3 separate regions of the Mus musculus genome follow, and regions 1 and 2 are each linked to region 3. A link is a loop called in an ENCODE intact Hi-C map of the cell type or tissue named here. Cell type or tissue: heart. All regions are shown on one strand. Each heading gives the region's core, and the rest is flanking DNA. Links, peaks and the distances in the headings are about the cores only.

What was found. Hi-C counts contacts between places; a loop is a spot of excess contacts. Peaks named below come from ENCODE experiments on the same cell type or tissue, not always from the same donor. Only the 100,000 strongest peaks of a DNase experiment are listed, where the experiment ranks them.
Region 1: it touches region 3 in a loop (3-fold over the local background); 4 of 42 quality-filtered maps call a loop at or near these places.
Region 2: a loop joins it to region 3, with 11 times the contacts of the local background. A loop is called at or near these places in 4 of 42 quality-filtered maps.

What each region holds. Positions count from the first base shown.
Region 1 is chr7:136,835,986-136,843,509 of GRCm38, forward strand. No RefSeq gene overlaps it. Among named protein-coding and RNA genes, the nearest start is that of Mgmt, 55 kb to the right of the region's middle. In heart, for the core only: no CTCF peak of the experiment used is centred there; a DNase peak (open chromatin) is centred at 3,226.
Region 2 is chr7:136,847,949-136,855,472 of GRCm38, forward strand. No RefSeq gene overlaps it. Among named protein-coding and RNA genes, the nearest start is that of Mgmt, 43 kb to the right of the region's middle. In heart, for the core only: a CTCF peak has its summit at 3,785; DNase peaks (open chromatin) are centred at 2,583 and 4,963; H3K27ac peaks cover 491 bases.
Region 3 is chr7:136,686,279-136,693,802 of GRCm38, forward strand. The region is part of intron 4 of Gm6249 (predicted gene 6249); the gene reads right to left. Among named protein-coding and RNA genes, the nearest start is that of Gm29978, 9.6 kb to the left of the region's middle. In heart, for the core only: no CTCF peak of the experiment used is centred there; a DNase peak (open chromatin) is centred at 3,503; H3K4me3 peaks cover 864 bases; H3K27me3 peaks cover 616 bases.

The DNA.
Region 1 (7,524 bases), core at 1,038-6,037, 150 kb after region 3:
GCCCCGAAGTCAAGTGTGAAAGAAACAGGTCAGGTTATAAAGTTTATATCCAGTCTCTTCTGCAATCCTGGAAGACCAACATTGCCTGAAGAGCTCTTGAAGCTGCCTCTATGTGACCAAAGAAGAGACCAGCCCAGATTAAAGAATGACTACCAAGAATCACTTCAATGGATGTTGACAAGCCACAGCAGGGCCAGCAGGTCAGAAAACAAAGGCAGACATAGAGTCAGAGTCCAGGTAGATGGCTCTCCTTCTGCCACCCATCTGGGTCAAATGTCTTGACTCTGCAGGGTGTTTTAGATTGGGAGATGGGAATTTATCATAGGAGTTTCTAGGAAAGAGGATGCTGGCACCCTCACAGTCTGTGTCTGCTCTCTCCAGGGAGCTGTGGATGGTGGTGCAGCAACTAGATTCTAATGGCAAAGTTCAGGGTGGCCATATCCCCTCCTCACCAAGGCCAAGGCCTCCACTAAGATTTAGTACCTAGAAATTGACTTCACACACACACACACACACACACACACACACACACACACACACATACACACATACACACATACACACACACACATACACACACACACACACACCTTTAGGGAAATATGTCTGCAGTAAATAATGTTCTTCAAAACTCCTGGACAGGCCAGGAAGATGACTCAGTTGGTAAGATATTTGGCATGGAAGCATAAGAACATGAATTAGATCCCAAGAACCCACAGAAACCCGGCACAGTAGTGTGCACTTGTAATCCCATCACTGGAAAAACAAAAAACAAAAACAAAAAAACAGAGACAGACAGATCGGTGGAACTTGCTGACCACAGACACGGGCAAGCAGTAAGTTTTGGGCCAGTGAAAGAACCACCCACCTCAAGAAACAAGGGAAAGTATACTAATAAAGGGCTCAACTCAAGGTGGGATATAATTGTGTCATCTTTGGGAATCGCATGCCAATGTTTAAGAGCTCAGGAGAACATGCCTAAAAGTGCTTACCTCGGTAATACTTTAGAGCAATATTTCAAGTCAATGGAAAGCAGACAGTCCTGGACAATGTCATTAGGAGAATTGGCTGTTCATTTAAATAAGAACATTTATATCTCCAATATTTTCCCAAAATTTAACTCATATCATTTAAATTATTCCAATGTTTTTAGATGATAATAACAACGAGTTATTTTTACATTATGGGGTCAAGAAAGACTTATAAATCCACAAGACAAGACAAATGGCGGTAGATTTAATGCACAGAGCGATTAGGAGCCGACCTATGTAAAGAAGGCCTACAAATCAATAAGAAAAAGACAAACAAGTCAATAGACAGATGTGTAAAGTGCTTAAGTGGGTTCTTTACAAATGAAGAAAGCCAAAAAGTCAATTAAACACAGTCTAAGTTACTCATTTGCATTACTACCGCAGGAAAGGAAAATTAAACCAAAATGAGAAACAATACACCTTCCACGGGGTCAAAATGAACATCCGACAATACCAAATGCTGTCATGGATGTGAGGAGCAGACATAGCTCTCTGGCCCAGATACAATAAGTCCAGGTTCTAAGGAGAACCACTGTCAGTAGCCAGAATTCAGATGAAATAAAACTTTTTCACAGCCAAGGTTGTGTGGAGAAATGCTATGGGTGAGCTGAAGTCCAGCATAACTCTCTATTCACAATACTCACAACTGGGGATACCCCACTATCCATCAAGAGATGGGTTTTAAAAGGGACCTGAATGTGTTTTTACGTACCAACATGGGATGGCTTCAAACAATGCCAAGATACAGTGACATATTAAGAAACGACTTCAGAACTTCTCAGGACCAACATAGCAAACGTAAGAGCTATTTAGAATCACCTCCATTTCTAGAGTGATCTTTGAGGTGATCCAGGGTTGCAGTTTGCTACAGTGATGCCATGTAGAAGCCAGCATACCACCCTGAGCATAGGTGACAGGCAGATGGATCCACACTATCTCTGTTCTTTTTACAGTTACAGCAAAATAACTACCCAGGATCCAGATTTCTTATCTTTACAGCTTACCACCAGCTGTCCAGAAATTTCAGCAAGTATTTGGAGAAGTTCTCTGGCAACCTTAGGTAGGTTTACATGTGGAAAGTGACTGCCGGGGTTGGGTCTTCTGAGCCGGGTTTGGCAGCCCCTTCCCTGGTGCCATGGAAACCCCAATGAAAACTGGGGTCTCTCAGGAATTGAAGGCAAATGGATTCTCTGGGGAAAAACAAAACAGCACCAGGTAAGAAGTAAGTGGGGCTTCAATTGTTCCTAAGCTGGACTTTAAATACATGGATGTCACCTTCCAAAGTAGACCTAGCAGCAAGAGACATGTGTCCACCCAAGACAATAAGTTTGGTTTCACAAAGTATAGGTCACTGTAACAGTGGAGGAGCCAGAAATTTTGTTAGGAGCAGGTCCTGGGCCTCAAGTCCTAGCCAGGCTGATGTCCAGACTCAGCCTCTATCGACAAGGCTGGCTGAGAGTCTATGTGACTCTACTCTTCGAGCTCTACAAAGCCATGTGACCTGCTGGGACTCAAGACCGGAGAACCTTCTGCTCCAGACACCTGAACTGCAGTGTCAGGAAAGCATGCCATGACCAATAACCGACTCAATAGCCTCGCACTGGCATGATGTAAAAGAAACACAATGAAGGAAAACTAAAAAAAAAAAAAATCAATCAAACAAACAGCAACATCCAACCAACCAACCAAACCAAGCAACAATAAACAAACAAAAACAAAACAAAACAGAATCTAAAACCCAAGACCCACTTTAATTGTAACATGCCTTTGAAAAAATGCATAAGCAAAATATATATATGTATAATCTGGTTTCTAAAAATGAGTTAGGTCACATGAAAACTCTCAGGAACCCATTGTCGATCTTATGTCAGACCCTGTGTTCTGGGTCCCAGCTCTATCTCTTGACAACCTGGGTATGTATAAAATATTGTATTTATCTTTAGTTTATAAAAATAAGTCTCCTGGAAGACTAAAGTCAGGGTGACATGTGGAGAGCAGCCAAGTGTAGGAAAGGCTAGGGAATTACAGAATGAAATTTGAGAGAACAACTGTAGGAAGGACCCTGAGCATGAGCACAAGCCGGTGACACTGATTGCTGTGGCCTTGGAAGCAGCCAAGGTGGAGACTTCCTTCTGGCACACTTGGCAGGCACCGTGAGGCTATTTCCTGTGGTGATGACGAAGAAATTAATTTGCCATATGCGTGCTGTGCATGCCTTTAAAGACAAAAGGGTGGTTTTAGCTCACCAGTGGCTTTTGGCCTCTCCAAAAAGAAGATCTGGGAGAAACTCCAGCTGCTTAATGATTCAGGCCTGATCTATTTCGGGACTACCTGGTGCACAGTCCCAGGCTTGCCTTTGAGATTTGTCTCCATCCCTCTCGTCAGGCTGTCAGCTCACTTCTGTTGTCATTCTCTGTCTTCCCTGAGTCCTCCCAGACTCCTTCCAGCCTGATGCTGCTCATCGACCATGGAATGGGGAAACAGAAATCGTCCTGAATTGCTTGTGGGAGCAGGATTGGGTACCACGGATGCTGGCCTAGGGCACAGTCATCCTAGATCTCAGAAATACTGTCCGATGCCAGTCATCCCAGATCTAAGAGACCGTGGGGAAGTATCATCCCCATGGCCTCACCAGTAACTCTCATTCCTGCTGGCTGGGTCACCTTGGTTCTGATGCCTGTTAGCCTCTCCAGGCCTCAGTTTCCTCATCTGCAATGAGAGGAAAACAAGAGCACTCACTCTAGCCCCCATAGGACAATGTAGAGAGGATTTAGAACAGTCCCAAGTCTCATTCAAATGATACTCAGGCTAGATTCAAGTACAGAGCTTGGAATGAGGGGAGTTCCCCCAAGCAGTTTCAGCCTCTTCATGATGTTCTCCCAGTCAGAGAACTGTCCCTAAACATTTTTGAATGTTCTACTCTTGAGGATTAAATTTGAAAACTAATGGGAACTGGGGAAGAGCCACAGGGAAAGGTCAAGATGCCAGGCCTGGGATCAGGCGCGACACCATGAGCTCAGTGAGAACCCAGCGCTCTGCCCTAAACTTCTTTGGAAACTGTGACAAATTAAAATATATCCACTTGATATTTTGCCCAGTTTTATTCATTTACCTAAGACTTTGGGAAAAAACCAGGCGTGTTTACTTTCCCCAGTTCAAGGCAAGGAAGTTTTCAACCAGAGAATACAACATAAAAGCCGCTTAGTAACACACATCCTTGGATGTCTGTAAGAGAGAACGGGTTTCGTTTTCCTAAATTCATTTTTCTGCCTTAAAGGATAAAGATTCCTAAGCCCAGCCAGTCTGTGCTCACGGTTCAGGGACCCTTTAAGCCCATTTACATGGGGGCAGATATTGAAATCTTTCCAAATGTGTGAGCATATGAATTATGGCTGCAGATAATCCAAGTCTCTTTGTAAGAGGCTCTAGTCCAAGAGCCCCTCCACCACTCTGACTAGGAATGCCTTTTGCATGGGGGCGGGGACGGGACTCTTCTTTCTTCAAACGCCTTCTTCCTTTGCTGGTGTTTTCCTTTGGAATCTCTTGTCATTTGATTTTAATTGCATCCCTGCACTTGGGTGCAGCCCGAAAAAGAAAAAGAAAAAAAAACAATCTCCCTGGGCTGCTCCCCAAACCCACACTCTCTGCAAAGGGGTACTGTGGCACTTGCTTATAGCCCAGCCAAGACTCTACCCAGCAGTCTCTCAAAAGCACAAGATTCATCTTATTCTCTGCAAGAGTGCTTTTCTTTTGCAAAGTAAGAAAGGATAAGGACAAGAAAGCTTTGCCATCCTCCTCATGGACAAAAAGATGGGAAATTGATCCCAGGGTTTATACAGCCCTCCGCTAGCACCTGCCTCCTGCCTCCCGCTAGAGGCTCCGTGAATCCACAGAGTGGGCTTCGAGATTCCCCCGGCTTATGTCGATGTTCCTCCACTTAAAATAAAGCAAAATAAAGTGATTTAAAGATGTCCTACTTTCCAAGGTCTACAGACCGTCTGCAGAACATTAAGGGAGATTGGCTATCTGCCCAAAGTGTTTTTCCAAACCACCTCTTAAATATTTCCTAGCCAGAACAATGTATAAAGCCCACACTGTCATCTCGGAAGAGGGAAGACGGATGCTCTCCTGTTGCTCCGAGCCTCTGCTTGGCCCCAAGGCCCCCAGGTACTGTTAAGTGTCATTGTGATCCAATACCCATCTGCCAGGCTAGAGCCTTGGGGTGCTTTCAATGCCAAATTTATACAGGCTGATATTTGCATACAAATATGTAGCTAGAAATGAATACTATAATTAGCAGCTACACAGTGTGCGGGTCTCTACTCTTTAAGCTTCCTGCACAATTTGGGAAGATACAAAATTGTGAGTTTCGGTTCAGATTTTCCTCGTTGCCTCAGACATATGTCCCAGGCTGGCTTTGAAGAACAATTAGAGCTACTCTAGATCCCAAGCCTGAGGCCTGTTCATTGAGTCAGGGTGTGTTTATCTGATAGGGAAACTTCATTTTGTTCGAGGGCCTGGAAGGTCAGACCCACAAATCAGCGGGAGCAAAGAGGAGGAATATCCCTCTCCAAGATGCTCGGGAGACAACACTCAAATATGATCTGAGGAAGCCCATTGTTTCCTATCACCTGTGTCAGGTCTCAGATCTGGGTCACCGTCCGGTAATTAGGTGAAACAATTAAAACCTGGATGTTTTGTAAAGGAAACCGGCAAGAATTAATTCAAACTTAATTGAAGTGAGGCAGCAACTGTCTTGGATAAGCTGGCTGGAGACAAAAGGCAATCCTTGCTGGGGGCTGAGCAATGGGGGTGGGGCGTTTCAGCAGCCCTAGGGACAGGCTCACTCCTGCAGGTTTAGTAGACAGGCTTTCCTTTCTGATGTGAATGGATGGATGGATGGATGGGTGGATGGATGGGTGGATGGATGGATGGGTGGGTAGATGGATGGATGAGTGGATGGATGGACGTACGGGAGGACAGATGGATGTGTGAAAGAAACATGTCATAGAAGCTCTCCATTTGTTTTTGGGTTGGGGGTGCAATGTCAATTCATTGTCTGTGTGACCCAAAGCCCATCTTACCACATATGGGCAGTGACATCATATAACCTTGGTCTAGGCTAACGGGTGCAAAGATGCATGCTGAGAACAGGCTGTCCACACGGGGACTGGATTCTCTCCTTTCTGTCACCCTTAGTTCTCCTAAAATATAATGGTCTTTTTTTTTTTTTAAGCAAAGATTTGTTGGCACTTTCTTTTGAATTGGCTGGCTAGGGAGATAAGTCAGATCACGTGTATGGTTCTGTACGATGGGGCAAAGGAGGATGCTTATTTTAGAAAATCAAGTTGAAATAACAAAGTAAAACACACATGCCTACAAGCTCCCAGCCTCTTTCCAGCCTCTCTCTCTCTCCTTCTTTTCACTTGAGCGCAGGGCTATGTTACCTAGGCATGGGGCCCACTGGAGATCAGAACTGTGCCCTAGAGAGCTGGTTTAGGGCTGCAAGGACCATGATCGTGTGGGAAACAAGGTCACCAGACAACGCTGCCAATAGTGACACTGTGTCTGTAGCTGGTTGGAAAACGAAATCGTACAAAACCTCGGGCTCAATTAGAAGCCCTTCCTGACCACACCTGGGCTTGATCTGGTCATGGAAGGGCCACTGAAAGCCTCCTCTGCTCAACTGGCTCTCTTTCAATAGAAGGGCTGCACAGGAGACAGACTTGTACTGGGCAGAAATAAATGATTTTCCAAGGTTACCAGTCAGTGGAGATGCGTGGAAAGGTCTGGACCCCTGAATTCCACTCCACTGCTCCTTAGTCACCAGGCCAGCCGCCTTGTCAAATGTGTGGCTGAGTTTCATCTCTGCCCTGATGACAATGAAGGCCATGGCATCTATTAATCTTCACTACAGTCCCTAGGAACTAGTTAAGCATGAAGGGTGACAGCCCCGAGCCCTAGGGGCCTTGACAACTGCAGGTCCTCGGGGCATTACGAATCAGGGATCTCGGGAGTGAGAAATAAGTTCAGCTGCTTTTCTGCCTCCTGGTCACTGGAGGCCCAGCAGCCTGTCTCCTCGGCTGTAAGGACTGGGCCTTAACTGTCAAGTGCTAGTCAAGTAGGTTTGTCAACAACCCCGAGCAGGACAGGAGGCAGAATGGGCTCAGCAGATGAAATACTACACTGTCACCTATGTCCTAGCCCAGCTGGTCCTGCTACAGCCCAAGTGGCCCAATGGCTTATGTATGGGCAAGTCTAGGGTCCATCTGTTGAATGAAGGCCTGATTATTTCCATTCCAAGTCCATGCACAGTGACACAGCCTGTCTCTCTCTACATCTATATCAACAGGCCACTCTGGCAAGACACACACACACACACACACACACACACACACACAGCACCAGGGTCTCATGCCCATCTTCCAAGTTAGGACAGCAGCCACCCCTGCTCAGATGCTGATATTCCCACTGAACCCATGTTTTTTTGTTT
Region 2 (7,524 bases), core at 1,038-6,037, 160 kb after region 3:
AAAGATTCTCTCACTGAACTTGGGGCTTATCAATTTGGCTAGACAGGCTGGTCAGCAAGCTCCAGGTAGTGAGATTACAATTGTGAGCTCCCACTTGTACACCAGGGGTGTGAGCCAAGGCTCTGCTGCCGCTTCAACAGTTGCCATCTCACTGGCTGAGTCATTGCTCTAGCCCCACTGTGTCTTTTTAAATACATAAATGAAAAAAAAAAACAGCATTGCTCATTTCAATATGCTTAATATTTTATTAATTATCTGAGAACTTTATCTGTACATACAACATATTTTGCTCATTTTTATATCTCTTAATTCCTCCCAAATCCATCACCTTCAAATTTTGTCTTTTCCTCCTCCTCTTCCTCCTCCTCCTCCTCTTTTTCTTCTCTTCTTCCTCATCTTCCTCCTTTCCCTTTTCCTCTTCTTCTTCCTCATCTTCCTCCTCCTCCTCCCCATCCTTTTTTAAGTAACCCACTGAGTCAAGTTTCTATTAACCATGTACTCAAGTGTGTGGGCTTCTCCACTGGTACAAGATTGATGTACCAAGAGCTACATCCTTAAAGAAAAACTGGCCCTCTCTCTGCATCACTGTCCACTGTCCACAGCAACTCATGTTCAGGTAGGAGCTGGTGAACCCCTCCAGTCGCTGTGCTGGAATGTTAACTGGCTTGACCTCGTGGAGGCAACTTCAGCTGCTGAGAGTGGCTGAGTGCAGCCAGCAATCCTGCCATGTCCCGAAGATTGTTTCCCTTTCGTCCTCCCTAGCCTCTGGCTCTTGCAGTCTTTCTGGCCCCTCTTCTACAATGCTCCCCAAGCCTTGGGGGAAGGGTGGTATAGATAGACTTTTCACTTCTCATTTTTGGCAGAGAAGCCCACAGATATTTATTCTTTGCATTTTAACAAGGGGCTGGGGGGGGGGTGTTGATGAGTCCTGTGGATACAGCTATGCAGAGTTAGGACTTTCCATATCACAAAACAGCTAATTTCCTCGGACTTAAGTTGATTTTCCATCACTTGTCCGGGCATCACAGGGCCACAGACACTGCGATACGACACTAGAGCCCGTGAGAACCAACGCAAACACGTCAGTCTCCTGGCGCTGAACAATTTCCTTTTATGACTTCATACCTCATCAGAGAGCATCTCCCTGCTTTTATTAAGCTGGTTTGTGCATTGCATTCCATCAGGGACCCTGGGTGAGGAGAGAAACCCAACACAGCGGTGCTAGTGTGAGTTCATCTTGCTTTCCCTGGAATAAAAAATAATCACATTTGCAACTAGATCTAAGAGAAAGTTCATTAATAAATGCTATAATAATAATAATAATAATAATAATAATAATGCTAATGACATGTCCACAACCTGAAAAATAGGAATCAACATTTTTAAATTCTCAAATTTAGCAATTGTGTGTACTCTTCAACTATCTTTTTATTATTTTATTCTTTGAAAATTTCATATATGTATCCAATGAAACACAATGACATCCATTTCATGTTTTCCCTTCTAATTTTCCCTATACCTTTGCCCCCAGTACAACAGAGTCTCATTACTAATCAAAGGAATGAAAATAACAGACTGAGTGTTCAGTTCTAAGTGGGGCCTCTCTCTCTCTCTCTCTCTCTCTCTCTCTCTCTCACTCACTCACTCACACATGCATACACACACATACACTCACATACATACACACACTCACATACACACACACACACCAAGGTTCAGGAAATATCTCAGAAGAGGAGGAAGAAAGGACGCAAGAGCAGGATGTTGGTTGGAGTGCCATGAGGTGCCTCGTAGCCACACCCTGGCTATGACACCTCTAGGATACTGGAGGTCTCCTTTTACTTCTAGCCAACTTTTCCAAGGATAAGGGAAAATCCAGGAAGGTGATCAGTGTGTCTTTTGTACTAGCTCATGGACACGCTCAACCAGAATTATATACTGCCATTGGCAAGTTGCCACAGCTAGAAGCTGGAGACACCATGAGGAATCAAGTAGACAGGCTCCCTGCCTTGGTGGAACCTGCAGTCTGACATGGAACAAAGTGGAGAATGAGCCAGTGGGTAAATACTATTTGTAAATATCGGTAAACACAAGGTGGAGCAAGAGCCAGGGTGATTGAAGCGTCATGGTGTCTCCTGCCTTCCCTGGGACAGGTTCCACTGACCCTGTTGCTACTTCCCTAGATGAGCATTCTCTCTCATATTTGTCCTTCCAAGGGTGAACATATCTAAAAACCAAACTATAAACATAGCCAGTTTGAATACAAATAGACACTCAGTGGAATATTGTAAACCCTTGCGCTCCATCATGAATTCGTTATTAGAAGTTGCAAACAAGACATTCTCCCTAGTGGAACAGGGCTTTGAAAGTGACACAGCACAGATCTGGAGCCCTCTTCAAATCCCAGACCTGTCATTTACTGTGTGTGTGGCCTTCTACAAGCGACCTCCCCTGCCTGTGCTCTCTCTCATCTGTAAACGTGGGTGTTAGGATCCCGGGACCCATCCAGGGAAGTTGTTGCAGGAAGAAATGAAATCATTTCTAAGCAGGGCTCAGCTGGAGCCTGTAGCCTCAGCTCTGCAGGAAGGGAGTTTCCTTGTAAGTGTTGGCCTGCAGAAGGCCTGTCCCCATCCAGCTGTGGTTGCACGGAGGAGTTCAGGAGCTAACAGCTAACAGCATGGTCAAACTGGGGAAGTAGCCTGGAATGGGGAATGTGGCTGCTCACAAATAGGAGTTCATCAAGTGGTTTTTCTAGTCCTTGGCTGCTGGCGGTTCTTTCTTCTCCAGCAGCTGGCTGGGGAATGTGACCTCTAAACCCGTGCCAGTTGCCCACTTGATGGAAGCCATATTACATGCTTCCATTAAAAAAAAATGAGCACACAGGATGGGGAGATGGCCTTGTCATTAAAGAAAGCATGAGGAGATGAGTTCTGTAGAACATAAGTGAGAAGAAAAAAGCAGAGAGACTAGGCATGGTAACATGTGCTTATCAAATCATCACTGGGGAGGTGCAAATAGGCACATCCCAGGGACTCCTTGGCCAACCAGCCCAGCCTGCTTGGTACACTTGGAATGTTCTCTGACCTTTAAACATACACACATTGCACCTGCAAACACACAAATGTTCACACCGCACTTACACACATACAAACTCAACACAATGAATACAACTAGGTGTGTTGGTACTTGCCTGCAAACCAAAATTCAAAAGGCTAAGACAAGAGCATTGCAAATTGAAGGTTAGCCTGAGTTATATAGATCTCTCTGTCTCTGTCTCCCTCTCTCTTTCACACACACACACACACACACACACACACAGGTACACAAAAACAAAATCCAGGTGAACCTAAGTCTTTGGTTGGTGTCACCCTGGCTCTTCCATGGCAGCCATAGCATCCTCTCACGTCAGAGGTGAAGTATCTTCATGGATGTGCAGATTTGATAATGTGCTTTGGAGATTGATGATCACACATAGCATAGGATTATAGCATAGTCTGCAAAAGAAAAAAGCCATCGCAGAGAGCCTAGACATAATAGACACTAATCTAGATGACTTCAGAAGCCTTCTCCAGTGTCTATCACAGGAAACACAGCAGTCTAGCTTCCTCCCTCTGGGCCATGACAGACCCATTTTGACCAGATGGACCCATGGAGGGGAAAGGCCTTGTGAAGTTTCAGTTAAGAGGGATGTGTCCTACAGACAAAGTCTAGTGAGAGAGTGGAACAGAGTGAGCTCTTTGATACTGCCAGTTCAAGTATAGAAGCCGAAGAGGTAACAATAGCCCATCCCCTAGTGGCCAGAGCATTGTAAGGGAGTAGAGAAAATGCATGAAGATACCATAACAGGTAGAGAGGGTCAAGCCCAGGGTGGCAGGCTGTGTCTCTCGGAGAGGCCTGGAAGTGGGGTGTTACCTGTTGGAGGCAATGTCTGAGTGCTAACTCACAACATGGTGGCATTGGGAACTATGGAGGCTCCATCTCAACTTTCTTCTAGTTAGTAAAATCAGCTCCTCACGATAAGACTGGCTGGGGGAACTCTGGGAAGGAGAAGTAAGTCATCCAGATGAAAGGGGGAGGCAAAAGCTTTATCCAGATAGAGGAGAAGCAACGTCTGAGCAAGGAGTCCTCAGAGATACGGCAAGCGAGCCCAGGGAACTGGGATGGGAGAATCTAGTCACCTTGGTTACAAATAAACATTAAAGGATAGACTGATGAAGGAAGTTTGAGATGCTGGAGACACCCAAGCTGCCTAGCTTCCACACGCATATCAGACTTCCTGTTTTCTGGCATTCCTCTGATAAAAGGAAGCTGCTCCTGTCTTACGTTGCTTTGTTGTGTATGGATGTTTTGAGGGAAGTCCATTCTTCCAGCCTTTCCACCAGCCAGGGGCGATAACGAAGTTATTTATAATCCTTTCAACTATGAAGAATATAAAGAATAGAGTTTCCCTCCTTTGCTTCTGCAAAGCTGCTGTCGCACTATGTGCTGCTGTGAGGAGAGATACAGGTGGAACCCACATGTTCCCAAGCAGGGAAAAGATGACTTCTGCACCCCCACCCCCGACCTGTGCCCCCACCACTGGGCTGCCAGTGGTTTGAGCTGTGTGTGCAGAGGTGCACACGCTGGTCACGAGGTTATCCAAGTGAAGACTCAGTTTCCGAAACATCCAAAAACTAGGCTCACCAAGGGACACTAATATACACTGACTCAGTCTTAACTTTGTGGCATGATGCTAGAACTCTTTCGCAGGATACAATGATCCTGGAATTGAGGACGCCTGTGACAATTTATCTGCAAACACAGAATCACCAAGAAAGGCTTTTGATTAGCTGAGTCAAATCTGTTTTGTCAGGTTGTTTCCAAGGAAGCTACTAGAACAGGCTACAGAGGATCACCAGCCCCAGGAAGAGCCTGGCTTTTCCTCCACGCCCTAGGAGGAGGAAAAGGACCTGCCCTTTGTCCCTGGCTGAACCAAAGAAGCAGTCGCAAATGCTTCAGGGAAACACTTGTGTATCCTCAACTTCTCCAAGATTGCCAAATAAAGCCTCATCTAAAGCCAGGAGCACTTTTGGCCCAAGTCACATTACCAATCCCAAACCGGACATGTGAAGTCATACAACATAGATTGGCAGTGCCAGTAAACAAAGCTGCTCTTTTAAGATTCTGTCTTCATGGTCAAGGGTCATCTGGATAAAATAAACAGAAAATAAAGCCAACTAGGAGCAGGTGTGAATGTTGCCTTGTTACAGGAAACTGATAAACAAAGGTATCCCTCTCTCCCTGATTAGACATTCCAAGAATGAGGGTCTCTTAGTCACTAGAACAATATTTCTTTTATCTATAGTAAAAAGGGAGCAATATAAAATAAGAGAGATAGAAAATGAACCTCAATATATCTATCCCCTCTCCAGTTGTAGAAATGTTTAACTGATTTTTAAATAAACTCTTATGTCTTCAGCGTTTTCATCACTAAAAGAAATAGTTTTAAGTCAAAAATGAAGAAGTAAACCAGAACTTCTGTTCAGCTGCAGAACAAACACACTTGTTTATGGCTAGCCTTTCCTGAAAGACCACTTCAACGAGAGCAATGGAATTATGAATCAGGAACTAATAAGAACAAACAAGAGACAATAGGACATGACAGCCAGTGAGAAAAGATACCAAGTGGTAGATGATGGATGGGTGAGTTTAAACACGGAAGATAGACCAGAGCTGAAGCTGCAACCCCTGAAAGTCGTTCATGATGCTGCAGGACTCCAGAAAAGCTTAGATTGGAGGCACAAGTTACCGCTGGACACATCAGTACAGAAAATGGCCACAAAGATAGAAGTGACAGACAAACTTTAAAATTCCTTAGACCATAGGTTCTTCTTTCCCACCACACTGCCTACCCACTTCTCCTTCTCCACCACTGCACAGAACACTTTCCAGAGAGGCTGCATCACAGTGGAACTGGGTTTGGTTCACCTGGCTACCCAAGGATGTTAGCAAAGCAGCACACTGAAAGTGGACATTTAAGTCTACATGAGACGCGTCTAGCATGCCTACTTGGCCTTTCCTCTGTGCTCTGAAGATGTCCATCCTCCATATGGGCATTTCTGTCTAAAGACACTGGTACATCCAGAAGAGGATGTCCTCCAGACAAGTGCACAACCCTGAGAGGAGTGTCTGTTCAGCCTGTTGCCAGGTAACAAGGTCACCACCAACAAGCCCTTTTCATATGCCCGATTTCCAATAAGCTCACCAGCATCTCCCACCAGCCAACCAGCAGCCTCACATGTTTAAAGAAAGGCACTCAGTTGAAAGATTAACATCAAAATAAACAAACAGGATGAGAGAAAGAACTCTCAGAAAACAAAGTGAACAGAATCCAGTGGCAAACCTCCATTGATATTAATAACATATTAATATTCTCAGAGATGAAAGACATGTGCCCACATGAAACAGTGAAAGATTTTTTAAAAAAGGAATATTAAGAAAACAATAAAGATCTTACTAATTGAAACAGTTGTTCAAGAAGTATTTTTTTTAATGCTACCACAGACGTAGAAGATAAAACTGAAGAAATCAGAAAAGTAGGAAAGCACAAATGCTAACAAGATGAAATGTGGGATAGAAAATGATAAGACGCTTCAGAGAATGAAGCAAGGTCCGACGTTTGGGCAGGGGTGTGTTCAAGGGAGAGTGGAATGAATGACTGTGAGAGAGGGCTGTGATGTCTTCTAAAAATGTCCTCAGAGCTAAAGACCAATGGTCATTAAGTTTCAGTCCATCAAACAAATACACTTATTCCTGTACAAGGTGTAGCTTCACGACGTTTTAAAGGCGAGATTCTAACCATTTCCTGCAAAGGTAAGGAGGAAAGAAGACATATTAAAAGCAAGCAAACAAATAAACAAAACCAGAAAGTAGGTTTCTTCACAGGAACAATGGAAGTTCACCAGTAATGGAGCCAAGTCCTTAACATTCTAACGTCATCTACAGTTTTGATTTTTATACTGCCGACTATGAGGATCTACTGTGCAATATAAGGACCATTATTCAACTGTGACCAAGGAAGTCAAGACTGGAAATTATTTGGGCTCTTAAACCTCATGTGTAGCCTCACCTGGCTTGTTCTTGAGAGACTGAAATCGAAGAATTGAGGTTTTGGAAGAAGCCTACCACTATTTGAACCAATCGCTCTCGGACTGAGATACGTATTTTATCCCTCCTGCAAAGATGTGGGGTATGGAGCAAGTAGAAAACTTCAACAGATTTTTAAAATGAAGCAACTGGTAACTTCGAGAAAAGCAGAGAAGTTTGTAATTAAATAAATACAGTGAAAGCAAATACCTCTAAACAACATGTACAAAGTCAAAGAGCACATTGACCTCCTACATCTAAACAGGCGACGTGCAAAGGAGGGGGGGGGGGACACTTTATTTTCCACAAGGAAAAAATAAAGTAAATTTACATTCTTAAAAAAATTACTTGGCATGCAGTTTCCTTTCAAGCAGGCAGTCTCTTTCTGAAAAGAACCCT
Region 3 (7,524 bases), core at 853-5,852:
CCTCAAGCAGAAGCAACCTGTGGGTTGGATGAATTACTGATAGTGACTTGAAGAGCTCCCCCCTAAGTTTACGAAATGCTACTCAGGAGCACTGAGGGCCATGTGGAGCTAAATGAAAGTGCATGGGAACCAAGCAGAGTGCTATCCTTGAGTCTAACCCAACATGCCCAAAGTCTACCATTGACTCTTCAAAGAGTCCCCAATACATATGAAATCAAGTTTCTGAAAACACATTGGCTGAGAGGTATACAAGACTGTCAACATCAAAATACATCCAGGGGGGTGACTGAATTCAAAACGTAAAACAGTTCTTTAAGGGGACTAAGGAGATGGCTGGGTTGGTAATGGGCTGGCCTTAGAAGCATGAAGAGCTCCATTTGCTCCCGGAACCCTTGTGAGGAGCCAGCTGTACTAACCAGCCACTTTCAATCCAGATGCTGGGGACGCAGAAACAGGTAGGTCCCTGGGTCTTCTACTCTAATCAGTCCACTCCAGGTCAGTGAAAGGATTAGGGGTGGGAGATGGGTGAGAGGAACAAGAAGGGGAGAAGAGAGGGAAGGGAGAAGAGGGGGAAGGGAGGGATGAAACCCAAGGTTTAGCCTTGCCTTCATACACATGCATGTACTCCTCAGGTGAAGAGAAACCAAAACACACAGTGGTGATGCTTAAAGAAGCCAGCACTAAACCAGAAAGACAGTGCACAGCCTCGTGTGTCTTGCCATGTTTTGGAATGCCAACCTTAGACTATGATTCCATGTAAGAAGTAACTGGTGGCCTGATCTTTATTCCTTGTTTTTTCCTAGAGAAAGAAAGGAAAAGTGGTAAGTAATCTTCAAACAACAGACACAGAAGGTCTGCTCATCCACAAAGTAGAGGAAAGTGGAAATGAGAAATAAAAGATCAAAGAAAATTAGTGAGGTTTATTATTATTTATCATCTCCCTTACTAGTTTATTATGAATTAGAAGAATATCATATTCAACAGTGAATAAGAAAAAAAAGTTATATCTTAAAGTATGTATCTGAAAGCACTCCTGAAAGGGAAAAATAGATACCTGAATGCATGTAACTTTAGAAGAAAAAAATTCAAACAATAAAAACAATCTGCAGGAAGAAGGGCTAGGTAGGATGGGGCGAGGGAAGGGGCCAGCCTTACTTTATGCTGATGAGGACATTTCATCAAAGCACTACAACTACTAGGAATATGCCGGTTGTAGGAGCTTGTTGGCTATGAAATTACTATTCAAGAAGTCCTGTTTCCACAGAAACAGAGAGACCAAAAACATCATTGCCACAAACAGCAGCAAGAATCCAGGTGAGACTCTCAGGTGTAAACTTAGCCAGGAGGAAGCCAGGAAGAGGCTCAGTCAAGATGGCTGGGAGGAAATAAACAAATAGAACACAGTGTGGACACTGAACACTTAAAGGTTTTCCCAAATTAATGCGTTAGAAAAAAAATCACAATTCCTTCAGAACTTTCAAGCATCATTCTAAAACAGCCGTATACAAGGATTCTATTCAAGACATATGGCAAATTGGAACTATTTTGAGCCATTTGAGCTACTATATACAATGAGGTTAAATTCATGAGACAATACAAAATTCAATTTTTGTAGCATGATAATAACTTAAAAATCATTTTCTTGGGGACAAAAAGGCAGTAAGATTCTGACATAGGAATAATTAAGTAAATATACAGAAAATAATAGAACCCAGAAATAATAAAACAGGGATTTCCATGTTGCATAGAACCATTCCAAGCAGTGAAGGGGAAAGAGGCCATAGGGTGTCAGGGCAGCCAGCCAGCACTGAGTCACTGCCTCTGCTTCACACCAGAATTAACTTCACTTGGGCCAAACACTTGGGCTTTTGAAATGGAATTATAATGGTTCCTAAAGAACCATGAGTTTCTTAAACTGGAAATGCCTAAAATGGTTATAATTGTCCCCTTTTCTCCTTCAAAAGCTAAACAGATAAAACAAGGAAGCAACTGATGATGCCAGCTAACATAACATGTGGAAAACTCTGTGAGGGTGGGCCAAGTTCTAGACCCTACACAAGTCAAGGCGCAAAGATCTGGAGGTCTCCTAAAGGCACTGATGGCAGGTTAAGGGGATGTTTTAGAGGCTGTGGGGGTGGGGTGTCTGACACGTGTTTGTCCATGGGTTTGGCAGACCCAAAGGTAAAATGCCTAAGGAGATGAACGAGCTGTCAAGAGAGGTAATTCAATAAAGATGCAGAAGTACTACAAGAGCATGAATGCAAATGGCGGGGCAAAACCAGCCACTGGTAACTATCGTCCCTGGCCAAAGCTGTGGGACATCTGGTCCTGCAAAGAGACCCTTGGACTGTTCCAGCGACCACATAGGGTCAGCTGCGAACACTGCTTTAAATTTTCTACCACAAGACTTAGTTTTTCACAAGTACTTCCTTACTATACAAACATGCTCTTCCCCTTCTTTTCCCTCCCTCCCTCATTCCCTCCCTTCCCCCCACCCCTCCCTGTCTCTCTCTGGTTCACACACACAGCTTACTCTAGCACTCACACTTCACAGTGTCATCCTCTCAACAGCCAACAGCCACATGACAGATGTTTCTTTGGTGACAATGCCGCAGATGCAGAAACCAAAAAGGAAGGAGAGTCCCGTGGCAACTGAGCAAGCCGAACACACTGCTTGCCCTAAAACCCAAGTTCCTAAGTACTAGCTTTCAAACCTCTTCACTTTTTATTGTGTGTGTATGATGTAGGGGTGGAGTACACTGTGCCGCAGCACAATACAGGACAATTGGTGACATTGATTCTCTTCCTCCACCTTTATGTGGGTTCTTGGGCTCTGACTTGGCTCATCACGCTTGTGTGGCTTTGTCTGCTGAGCTCTCTTGCCAGACCTGGAGCTGCTTTTTCTTACCTGCCTATTTTTATAAGAATGGGAACTGAAAATAACTCAATATCACTATATTCACGTTAAGTATATCAGTCTTGAGTGCTAAAAAACGTTATTTACCGATGGGTGGAGTTCACAGGGAGACATGAAAACTAACTAAATAAATAGATAAAAAGCAACAATCTAAGAAATGTTAGTCAAAAAGGAAGAGCAGGGGCTAGTGTGGTATGTATGTGACGTTTCCTCTCTCGTGCAAGACTGCAGCGGGAGGCAGCAGCCAGCACTGGACACCTCTAGGGACCAGAGCTTTGCCCCTGGTAATCAGATGGATGGGGACTCGCGGGAGAGGCGGTAACTTTTTATCTAACATGTTGTTCTGTGTTCTTTGCTTCTTTTCTAATGAGAAGTTCTGATTTAAAAAAAAAAAAGCTAATTTTGAAATAAAGAATAAACATTTCCTGGATACTTCCTCAGGATATGAGTCTGTTCCAAGAGGTACACACCCAGATCAGAAGGGTTGGCCTCAGCCAGACAATACGATTTCTAGAAAGAAAGGAAAAAGGTGACTTCAAGATGGTCTGTTTCCTCATAAACAAGGCGCAGGCTGCCTGCACCTCTTCTGTGAATTGCTGCTGGCTTTTCCCCCCTTGGCTATTATACAGAGAAAGACTTAGGAAATCCTGCCCCGCCAAGGCTACAGTGCAGAGAGCCATCCTATTTTTATAGGACTTCTATCTGATGGCTCACGTTCAGCACAAACACACCCCATCGTTCAGGAGACAGGCGACCCCCCCCATTTCTGTACACAGCAGAAGTGTTCCCTGTTTCCTGCTTTCGTGGCCCCCATCACTGGGAAAAAGTTCTGAGTCCAGTGTCATCTACTAACCTCCTCTCTATGGGGACCTCTTGAAGCTGAAAAGGAAAGGGGGACAAAAAAATGCCAAGAGCTGCTGGAGCGGGGGCGGGGGCAGGGGTGGGGGCTGTGTCCACATACTACACCACCGCAAAGCTTTAGAGATTTTGAAAAGAATGATGTTAGAAATTCTACAACCAGGAAGGGCAGATAGTGGACTCCTAGCTCCCAAAACAACCACAGTGGAGGATTTTTTTTTTTTAAAGAAATTAGCATTTCATCGCACTGGGCTAGCGAGAGCACTACTTTAACATGCTGATAAATACCAACTGCCTAGTCATTTGCCTGTTTGCGAGTTTTCTATGACAGATAATTAACGAACAAAACCCACTTCAGTTAGGGAAGATCTACAGCTCTTATCAGAGGACTGGAGGTGTGTTCTTCTTAACCGCACACAGGCGTGGAGATTACATTTCAAGGACAGATTTATTCTGGGCTATTGTCCCGTTATCCACCAGAGGCTTGTGTGATGCAGGAAATCTGATCGGAATAAAGCACGGGGGCATATTTCAGAAAACCAATAATTGAGCTAACATTGAGCTCCTCGAGGTGCCCAAAGAAAACCCGGTGCCTCCCCCTCCCCCTCCCCTTCCCGCTCCCCCTCCCTCTCCTCCTTATCCTGCACTCTCTTAATCATGGCCCTGTTACCTGCAGCCGGGGTGCCCATCAGGGGCACAAGTGGGCAGAAGTCTTTGAGATTTATGGTAATTTGAAACCCAAAGCACTTCATGGGACCCCAAATCAAAACAATATTTTATATATAAGCCCCAGCAAGATTCCAAAGCTTGCCTCTCCTAACCCTGGGCTAGATCCAGCAGGCTGTGTTTTTGTCTTTTTTTTTTTTTTTTTTTTTTATTCCGTTAGAAGGCAGTTAAGTCAAACAATAGAAAACTGAATAAAACTCACTATATTTAAATTCTGTTTACTTCTTTAACCTTTGATTTCCCTCCATAAGAGGCACCTTTTCCAAGAACAAGCCCCAAATAGAGTCATTGCCTAATGACTAACGGCCGGTCCCCAAATCCTTGTGGAATAAACAGAATCTGTAACAAGATTCCTTTAACCATTTTTATTCTGTTCGTATTTGCACTGATTTTATAAGGGACGGACGAGCTGGCTCTCTCCCATCATCACAAACCCTGCATCCTGGGATGAAAGACCATTTAGGGCCCAAGTCTTAAACAAACTCCCCACTCAGCAGTATAATGAATGCTATGTATTGTTTCTTTTTATTGTGGCTGGCTTTATCGGTTCGATCAAGAAGCTGGGTGTTTGGTCCTCATTTTTAAGCAGAGGAGGGATCTGCTTCCCAATGTGAAACATGGCATCAAACAAGATTGCACGGGAGCCAGGGAAGTGAGTGCATGGGGCCTTGATGCTCATAGTCCCTTTTATCATGAAATGGTCGCACACCAGCTCCTCTCCGGAGACTGCCTGGAAGTATTTTCTTTACAGCCATGGGCCTCTGTCTAAGAGGCTGAGAAACAAATATGTGGTGTTACTGAAGGGTTGCATTAAGAAGAACAAAACCATATGGCACTACCTGAGACTCTGGTTGTGTGTAGCGGATGTTGCAGGCAAAGCTGGAAGAGTCTGGTAAGCAACCTGTGAACAAGGACAGGTTGCTTCCATCTGACCCACCAGCCTGTCTCCTGCGAAAAGATGTCCCACCTGTCCCTGATGCCTCCACCAGTGTTATGACCTGGGACAACCAGCGACTGCACAGAGCAGCTCCTCCTGGATCCGCTTAGTAGAGGGAAGACAGTGGCTTTAGTTTTACCCATTATAGCTGTCCAGCCCCATTCAAAGACAGAAACTGCTCAGCAGAAATCAAACCCAAGCAGTTTCTTACCATTACAACCTACAAAGGTGGATAGACTAGGAGACAATGTGGCTTGAATTTGGGTCATAAGACCAGAAAATATTGTCATATGTACTTGGAATTCCTGCACTGGTTGTCTGTTCCTGCCCTGCCAACCATTTGCAAAGGGAGAAAAGCTGCCTTTTAGTACAATAAGAATGGCTTTGTTCCTGTTGAGACGGGAATAAAGGCATAGTAATAACAGATAGCGTGTTTTCCACCCAATGTCAACAGGAATGGAGTCAATAGTCTGAAACAATAGAGTCTATAATGTCTCCCTGGTTCACTTTGCAAAGTGGAAACTGAAAAGAGGTGAGACATTTCTAAATGCAAAGAAGACACAGGGTTTCAAGATAGGATCAACCAGCACTGAGGACTGGAAGCAGAAGACACACCTGGTCCCTAACAATCACACTCCTTCATTTCTATGGATCAAACACTTAAACAGTAGAAAATAAGCACATTAGCCCAACCTCCCTGTTTTGTCATGAAATGGTTACTCACTAGACATAGTATTCTGAGTTCTCAGACACAGCAACATATAGCCATTTTCAAACATGAAACAAATCGAGAGTGATTGGCAAGCATGGTAAGGGGACACCTGTCCTATGATCTCACCACCTTGGAGGCAGAATCAAGATGATCATAAGTTCAAAACCATCCTCAAACATAGCACACATCAATTACCAAACCTGCCTGAACTCCATGGAGAGTCTGTCTCAAAAATAAATATGTGGAAAATAAAAACCACAGAGCTATTATCATCAATGTAGTATGGCCACATGCACAGAAACTCTCAGGATTAATATGGATATTTAACAGTCAGATCAAGTTATCTATAGGAAGAAAACTGGTAACTTACAGATATCACTGGAGAAGATAACGCTCGTAAGAAACAAGATGCAAAATTCAGACAAGACATATTAAATTCACAGTAAGAAGACTACAAATACTTTCTGAGTGGGACTAAAATTTTATAGGCTAGCGCCATGAGAGACTAGGTGCAGAGACAAGGAACTGTTTCCCAGCCAATGGAAAGGACGAGTGTCATCCATAGGCACAGCTTAGCACCTGACAGCCACTCTAAAATTTATGTTCTAAAGAAAGAACTAAGAACAGCTACAAAGTTGTTGGGAGACAAAGAACAATGGAGGGAAGCTTTCGCTGTCACAAAGACTCTCATTTAACTAATGGCTTTTCCATTTTAAAGGGCGACTCAGAGACCACAGGAAAGGAATGAGTATACAAACAGCCACGTTTAATAAATAGCATGAGGAAATATGCACATTCGTTAAATAAATCTGTCTCAGGATATTGGCATATGGTATAACCAAATAAATTCCAGATGGATAAAGGTAACCAAGCAAGTATATACTAAACAAATATGGAAGTTTAAAAAAAAAAAAAAAACTTAAGACTTTAGGTTTTACATTTCCAAGCTATAAATTCCACAAGAGGGAATGAGGTCTGTCGTTTTCATACCCATAGATTTGTAAAATTAATGAATGAATGAAAACATGAATGTGCCAAACTAGAAGAAAAATCGCTGAGAAGATGTGAATGGACTCGATGACTTGTGTCTTCAGATAAGATAGGCAAATGAATCTGGAGGAGACAGAGAATAACATGGTTAAAGATTAATAGTCTTAATACACAGGGATTTTACGAGTCAATAAGAAAAAGACAATCTGAAAAAAGCAGAGAAAGTAGAGAACATTTCAGTGCAGTTAGGGGAAAGTCTGAGAATGCACTGACAAGAGACTTGGATGAGGACAGCCCTGTGGTTCCAGGACTGAGTGGTAGGTGACAGAGATCCACCCCAGCCTTCCTTCCCAGGTGCTGGTATTTTTGCTAGCAGCTCAGAAC